Regions from separate parts of the Homo sapiens genome. Here region 1 is linked to region 2. Evidence: read pairs that join two places in POLR2A ChIA-PET (ENCODE). Cell type or tissue: PC-9. All regions are shown on one strand.

Evidence for each region. Peaks named below come from ENCODE experiments on the same cell type or tissue, not always from the same donor. Only the 100,000 strongest peaks of a DNase experiment are listed, where the experiment ranks them.
Region 1: POLR2A ChIA-PET joins it to region 2 with 5 read pairs; 2 of 35 experiments call an interaction of 5 or more read pairs at or near these places.

The regions. Positions count from the first base shown.
Region 1 is chr9:108,996,672-109,000,671 of GRCh38, forward strand. It overlaps CTNNAL1 (catenin alpha like 1), which reads right to left. Exons shown (of 19, transcript NM_003798.4): 2 at 2,396-2,585. All of the region lies in intron 3 of LOC105376216 (a long non-coding RNA gene), which reads left to right. Among named protein-coding and RNA genes, the nearest start is that of CTNNAL1, 15 kb to the right of the region's middle. In PC-9, no CTCF peak of the experiment used is centred here; no DNase peak of the experiment used is centred here.
Region 2 is chr9:109,063,717-109,067,716 of GRCh38, forward strand. TMEM245 (transmembrane protein 245) reads right to left here. Exons shown (of 18, transcript NM_032012.4): 10 at 761-851. Among named protein-coding and RNA genes, the nearest start is that of MIR32, 19 kb to the left of the region's middle. In PC-9, no CTCF peak of the experiment used is centred here; a DNase peak (open chromatin) is centred at 1,805; H3K27ac peaks cover 4,000 bases.

The DNA.
Region 1 (4,000 bases), 67 kb before region 2:
TCCTGCTTTAATCAACGGTTGTTAGAAGAAACAGTCATTTTTTTATTTCTTTTTTTTTTTAACCACAAAGCTTTCTTGCAAAATGAAACAGTAATATGAAGACCATCTCTACATTTTCTGTTGAATTGTCCATTATGTAATGTCTGTTTCATAAGCACCCACACAATAATTTAGTGTCAGGAAAAAAAGTCTCTCCTCTTACAAGCTGGTTTGCTTCCTTTCAACAAACAATGAGATTATATAACCCTTTGTTTCCCACATTTTGTCTTGCCTTCCAGGAAGTACAAAGATAAATTTCATGCTTAATTAAAATAATAATGTTTGCCAAAGTTTCTGGTTTATTTATTTTCACATCCTATTTTAATAAGTTTATTGAACATGTCTTTTATTGTAAGTGCTTTCACATCCTTTTCTAAAGTAGGAAAAATATAAATTATGAATAGAATAAGGATATCCCCCCCTGCTTCCCACATAAAACCTATTCTCTGTCCCAGTGAATGGCTAGAAATCCAAAAGTCAACCCAGGGTCTTCCCTTTCCTTTAGTTAACAATCTACTTTTACCTATTCAACCACCTTAATGAGTATTTTGTGCACTCTTCCTGCTCTTTACAGCCCTATTACACTGACTTGGCCTAGCTGGTTTTACCACAAAAGCTTCCCTATTAATCTCCCTGCCTTCAGTCTCAACCTTCTCTCAGGCTGTCCTCATTCGTTCACTTCCTCCACACCATCAGAAAGACTTCTATCTAACATAAAAGATCTGTGAAATGTTCTTGTTTTGAAAAAACAAAACAAAACAAAATAACACAAAACAATATGTCTTTCATCTGGCTCAAAATTTCTCAATGACTCCTAGTATGGAATAATAGTTGAAATCATCCACATAACATACAGGACCGTGTATGATCTTGTCCACCCCTCTACATTTACTTGGTTTTATCGCAATCACTCTCCTCCTGCTGATGACCTGCTCCTCCCTCAGAGTTCCTCATCTCAGTAGATGGCACCACCATTTGCCTAGCTGTTCATATCCCAAATCTTGGAGTTATCCCTGGCTCTTCTATCACATCCAAACCATCAGCCAATCCTATCAGCTCCACCCTGGCAATATATTGAAACAAAGCCACCTTTCACCACCTCAAATGCTATGGTCTAGTCTAAGTCACCATCATCTATCACCTGGACCACTGTGACAACCTCCTAACTGGTTTCTCTGAATTCATCCTCACACCCCCTAAAATGTATTTTCTATACAGGAGCCACCAGTTACCCTTTTAAAAATACAAATGAGAACATGTCACTGCCCAGCACAAAATCTCCCACTAATCCCTCATTCCACTTAGAACATAGTCCAAAATTCCCCCAAGTATCCACATAGCTCAGGCCTTCATTCCATTGCAGTCTCTGCTGTAATGTTCCTTCCTTAGCAGGTCTTCCTAATTCCCTATCCCAGGAGTTCTCAACTGGGGGCCATTTTTACCCCTCACGGGACATTTGGCAATGTCTAGAGCTATTTCTGGTTGTCCCATGGAAGGAGAGGGGACCTTCCAGCATCTAGTAGGTAGAAGCTAGTGATGCTGATAAACATCCTACAATGTACAGGTCAACCTCCCACAACAGAGAAGTATCCAACCCAAGATGTCAGTAGCACCAAAGTTAAAAAACCCTGCCCTCTCTAAAACAGCACCTTCATTGTTCTCCTAACTCTTACCTTGCTTTTTTTTTTTTTTACATGGTAACGATCACCACCTGACATTACATATATATTCATTTATGATCTGTCTCCCTCAGCAGAATGCAAGGCCCAAGATGGCAGATTTTGGACTGATTTGTCCATGCCTATCTCCCTATGGCCTAAAAGAATGCCTGGTATATCACCAGCATTCAGTGAATATTTATTGAAAAAATTAATGGATAAATGATACTTCAACAAAGCTGCAGTCCTCAAAACACTCTAGGTTCTCAAAGGCTTCTGTGCTACCATCTATAGAGAACTGTGAACCATCATGAAGTTTGAAGTCACTATGATTTGTTTGCTGTAGAATACTAATGGATACTAATGCTTATTTCCATTTCCTATGTCATGGAAAGTAGACTAATATGTTCTTAGAGAATAGAGGCCACAGCTCCCACTTCTCTATCTCTCTCACATCTCAATGGCTGATGAGGATGGCCGATCACTAACTCTGACCAGTGAAGGAGTCCTATGTTTCAGATTTAGGACTTGATCCAAGCCAAGTGCAGTATTCGCGGAAGCTAATCCAGGCCTTTAATGTCTGAGGCAGACATAATCAAAGAGCTGTATATCTTTATTCCAAATAAATCAATAATTTTTCATCATAACCAAAGCAATAAAAGTGGTATGAATAGTCTTCAAAATCAATATCCACCTACCTGCTTGTTTAGCTTCAATACAAGCAATATTTATTTCTTCTTTCAAATCCCAGTTTTCATTGGCTATAGCTTCTCCTACTTTAACAAATCTTCCAACTGCCAAGTTGACAGCTTGTCCTACACGCTGAATTGCTTGCAGAGTTTTATCAGACTTTTTGGTATTATCTTTATGATTAATAAGCGTGGTGATCTAAAAATAAAAGATAAAAGCAACTTTTATCTCAATACCTTTTCTTTTTTAAGCTGTATCACAAAGTCAAAGAAAATGAAGCCTGGCATACTGTATAGCTCAATAGACTAAATCAATAGTTAGAGATGCTTCAACAGAGACAACCAGCAAAGTATCCTGCATCATTCCTTAAGACAATGTTTCCATTAATTACAACTCCAAGTTCACCTGAGGGCAGTTATCTGGGGCATGCAGTTTATCTGGGGCATACAGTTCCAGAGGCCCTCCAGATCTTTCAACAAATCTTAAGGAGAAAAGTAGAAGCGGATAGATCATTACATTCAGAAAGCCAAAGTACTTCAGGTCTAGTTTCCTCTACTACGACTTCAGATGCTATGAGAGTAGAAACAGCTCTTCTTCCTCTCCATTCCACTCCGTTGCCTACCATGGAGCACAGGCTGTACAAAATAGTACTTGTGCCATACATGTTTACCAAATTAACTAGATACTTTAGAATGAGCATTGTAATCTATATTTCACATTTTGCTAAGTTTTGTTGCATCCGACTCAAAATAAACGAAATACCGAGAGTTTTAACACTTGATCCCAGGCCCTGAAATAAAATACAAAAGGTGACAACTTCAGCTCACTGAAACAAACATAATTCTTCAAAATATCTTAGGGAACTAGTACATGAACTATGCTGACATCTAAGAATATTTATTAAAGAAATGTTGTATGAAAAACATAGATTCCCAACTATTGCTCAATGTACATGTACTAGTATTAAAAGAAGGGGAAGAGAATTACAAGAAGGGGAAGAGAATCACTTCTACTCTTTGTACAACTACTATGTGCCAAGCACTTTATATGTATGTTTAGGTATTAATATTTTAGAATTAATAGACCTAGGTTTAAGTCTTGGCTCGGCGATTACTTGCTAAGTGGTCTAGGGAAATTTAATATCTAAATTTCCTCAACTACAATATTGCTTTTCATCAAATTTTGAATATCTACTATATGCCAGTTCCTAAGGATGTATCAGTGAATGAGACTAAGACAATCCCACCACCATTAGGTTTACAGTATGGTAGAATAGCAATAATTCAGTTACACAAAATATATTTGTTGCACACTATCATATCCCAAATAAAATTCTAGGCAAACCTGAAATAACAATCAACAAGAAAGAAAAGCCCACGTTCCCATGGGGCTTACATTCTAGTGAAGGAGTGGGGGAGAACTAATAATCACATAAATAGGTAAACAAAAAATAAACTTTAATATAACTGTTATGTACAAAATGTTAGGATAGTGTGATATAAAGTATCTGTGTAGCTACCTGAAATTGACTGGTCTTCCTTCTAAGACAAAGCGATATTTAAGCTGAGATCTAAATGATAGCAAAGCAGTCAGACCAGCAAACATCAAAGGAT
Region 2 (4,000 bases):
CCCTCCACTTCAGTCAAGATCATTTCCTCAAGCACACTCCTGTCTCAGCATCTCAATCATCTCTTCAAGCACACTCCTGTCTCTGCATCTTGGCTCACACAAATACCCTTCTTAAAATCCACTCTTCCTTGATCTGCCATTCCTTCAAGGTTTATCTCAAGTGCCACATCAAAAGCACTTAATCCAGTTCTGGGCACACACTGCGAGCATGCTACAGTAGAAACAAAGGATTTGAAGTTAAGCTTCAGTTTCAAACCAAGCTCTGCAATTTACTACACGACCACTGGGAACTGACTCAGCCTTGCTGAGTCTTGTTTCCTCATCTGCAAAGCAGGCAAAATAATTCATACTGCAGGCTTCTTAGAAACAGTAAAAGAAAAAAAAACAAATATTAAATGAAAATAACTGGAAACTGCCAAAGACAGTTATCAGCAGACAATAAGATTTAATATGCATTAATACCTTTTTCTCTACAAAGCCTTATTTGACTACCCAAACCAAGTGATCATTCTGTCCTAACTCACAAGTAATGAATCACATCTATCTTGAAAAAGTACATGACCAACCTCTCAGATTGTTCAGGGTACTACCCCTATTCAATGTGATCTTTCAAAAGATTTCATTGTATGTTGCTTACCTGTTTATTTAAGCCTATTTACTGCTGTGAATAGCATTTCTACTTATGTTTTATCAAAGCAACAAGCAACCACCAGTAAAGACCCTGAAAAGAGAAAGCCACAAAGAAAGTTTCTTCCCTTACCTTGTGAGTTATCCATTCTCGTCCATACTGATACACGTTGTTAGCCGCAGAATTCAGGGCTCTTTGGACTACCTGAGCCTCAGGAAGCCAACTAATGTAAAACAAAGAAAAAAATGAAAAAAGTACACTTTCTGTGTAGTGTACCAATAATGCTTTGAACTTGATATGCTTAATCCATAACAGACAGACTGTTGATCATTCACCAATACACAGATACCAAAGCATCATGAGCAGGACTTCCAGGCTTAACTGTCCTAAGTCTCTAACATTCAGGATGTCCTTTCAATCTTTCCTTAGCTTTTATTTATTTTATTTTATTTTTGAGATGGAGTTTCACTCTTCTTGCCCAGGCTGGAGTGCAATGGCACGATCTCGGCTCGGTGCAACCCTGCGACTTCCACCTCCTGGGTTCAAGTGATTCTCCTGCCTCAGCCTCCCAAGTAGCTGAGATCATAGGCACGTCACCACGCCTGGCTAATTTTGTATTTTAGTAGAGATAGGGTTTCACCATGTTAGTCAGACTGGTCTCAAACTCCTGATCTCAAGTGATCCACCTGCCTCAGCCTCCCAAAGTTCTGGGATTACAGGCATGAGCCATGGCACCAGGCCTCAATGTTTCCTTAGCTTTTAGACCCACTTTCCCCACAACCTCCCTTTCATTCTACTCTGCCTGGTTTCTCTGTTCACATGTCCTGAGTCACCTGCCTTATTCAGCACCAAAGAAAATGGTTCTGGGAGACTGGGATATTCAACATCTGGGACAGGGTTCTCAAAGTGTGGTCCACAAACCAGCAGCATCAGAACTTTTTGGAAACCTGTTAGAAATGAAAAATTGGGGGCCCAAACCTAGATCTACTGAAAAAGGAACACGACTAGGGCCCAGCAATCTGTACCTTAACAAACCCTGCAGGTGATACTGATGGCATGCTACAGTTTGAGAATCACTAATCTAAGGAAGTGAAGAAATCAGAAAGAATGCAGGAAATGAAGAAGGTGAATCATTATCCTCAAGTTGGTTATCTACTGAAGATCTTTTAAAGATAGAATTCCTGAGCAAAGTTCCAACTATGCAAGGAACTATAGCCCACAGCTTTACTTGTTGTGCAGTGAGAGGTGGCCTCCTCATTCTTCTGTTGACTAAGCAGGCTGTACCATACACCTTAATCAAGAATCCTTTACACAATCCTAATGTTTTCCACAAGAGAAAATATGTTCACGTATTATCTAAATTGTTCCTCTTAATAATATACGCTGGAGATGTTGACATTCACAAATTTAACAGTCCTCATTTCAACTATTCCAGAGTGAAGCCAAAAGGTGAAGGCAAGCAGAAGCTAGTCATTTACTTTCCTGAGGCCCCAAAATGACACATCCTACAAACCTAACACAAAAGGGTCAATTAGGTAAAGTCAAATGTGCAACATCCTCAACTCACAGCAACTTTATGTGCTGTGTATGAGAAAGATGGTCATAAAGAGAAAGTCAGTTGCCACTGACAGCCACAAAGTCATGGTGCCTAGGAAAGTGGTCTTTAACCAGAAAAAAATAAGAGATCTTTTGAATAAATTAAAAAGTAGACTATTAAACCAGTAGTGGGTTGAATCTTAAGTATTAACCAGTTTGTCCCACACTCCAAATAAAGTATCTGTGAAACTTCTTGGCAAATGCCTCAGTCCACTCAAACATTTCTCAGCAAGGCCAGCACGCTGGCTCATGCCTGTAATCCCAGCACTTTGGGAGGCCAAGGCAGGCAGATTACTTGAGGCCAAGAGTTCAAGACCAGCCTGGCCAACAAGGCAAAACCCCGTCTCTACTAAAAAATACAAAAATTAGCTGGGCATGGTTGCACAAAACTGTAGTCCCAGCTACTCAGGAGCCTGAGGCACAGGAATCACTTGAGCCCAGGAGGCAGACGTTGCAATGAGCCAAGATCATACCACTACCCTCCAGCCTGGGCAAAAGAGCAAGACTGTCTCAAAAAAAAAAAAAAAAAAAAAAAAAATTTCTCAGCAAGTAAGACAAAATTTCAAACGTTTAGAGACACAAATATAATAATTTACAGTATAAGCATATAAACAGGAAATCTGGGTCACTAAACTGAAATGTGATTCGGGAGAAATTAAGTAGCTTTTAAATTACTCTTTTATACATTCATCAGTGGCTTGAAGGGACTGCTAAATATTTTCAATTATATGGTAACTTATAATTGATATTATATTGATATATTGGTATTATATTGATATTATATATTATAATGATAACACTCTCCTGTAGTGTTATTCAAAAGTGTGAAGATGGGCAGGGCATGGTGGCTCACGCCTGTAATCCCAGCACTTTGAGAGGCCGAGGCGGGTGGATCACCTGAGGTCAGTAGTTTGTGACCAGCCTGGCCAACATGGTGAAACCCCGTCTCTACTAAAAATGAAAAAATTAGCCAGGTGTGTTGGTGTGCGCCTGTAGTCCCAGCTACTTGGGAGGCTGAGGAAGGACAATTGCTTGAACCCAGGAGGCAGAGGTTGCAGTGAGCCGAGATCATGCCATTGCATTCCAGCCTGGGCGGCAAGGGCAAGACTCCATCTCAAAAAAAAAAAAAAAAAAGTGTGAAGATTCATAGAGGTATCTGGACAGATCCTTAATGATTCACAAATGTCTATTGGGCCTGGGAAAACGTCTTATTGGCCACTATGAAAACACTTTCCCAATGTACTCACACAGGTTTCCTAAGAGCAACAAATGAGAGGAGCTGTTTTGGGGACAAGGTAGAGGTACTGGCTCAGTCCCAGCCTCCCTCAAGAGACATGGGGCCAGAAACACAGGAGCTGCCTTAGCTGGGCTGTACTCCGGCCTTACACCTCTACAGCCCCTGAACTGAGCTCCTTCCTTGGAGATTCACTGCCTCAGCCTATCACTAACTCCCCTACTCACTCAAGAGGGATCCCTCAGCAGAAACCAATGCCCTACAGTTTAGACTGGTCTGCCTTCACCTTCCTGGGTAAAGGTTAATCTCTATCACCTACTACCTACCAAGAGAACAACCCTGATTAAAAACAACTTAGTTTAGCCTACTGGGTTTCTCCCAAGTAAGCGAAGGGATAAGTGCAACTGAGAACCATTTCAGTGCCATCTCCTAATGAGGGTCCTGAGGCACAGGAATCAACAGGCTTGAGACAAGTCAGGAGAAAGCAGAAAATGAGCTCCCGACTAACAACTGCCGAAGACAAGAATCAGTATGTATAACAT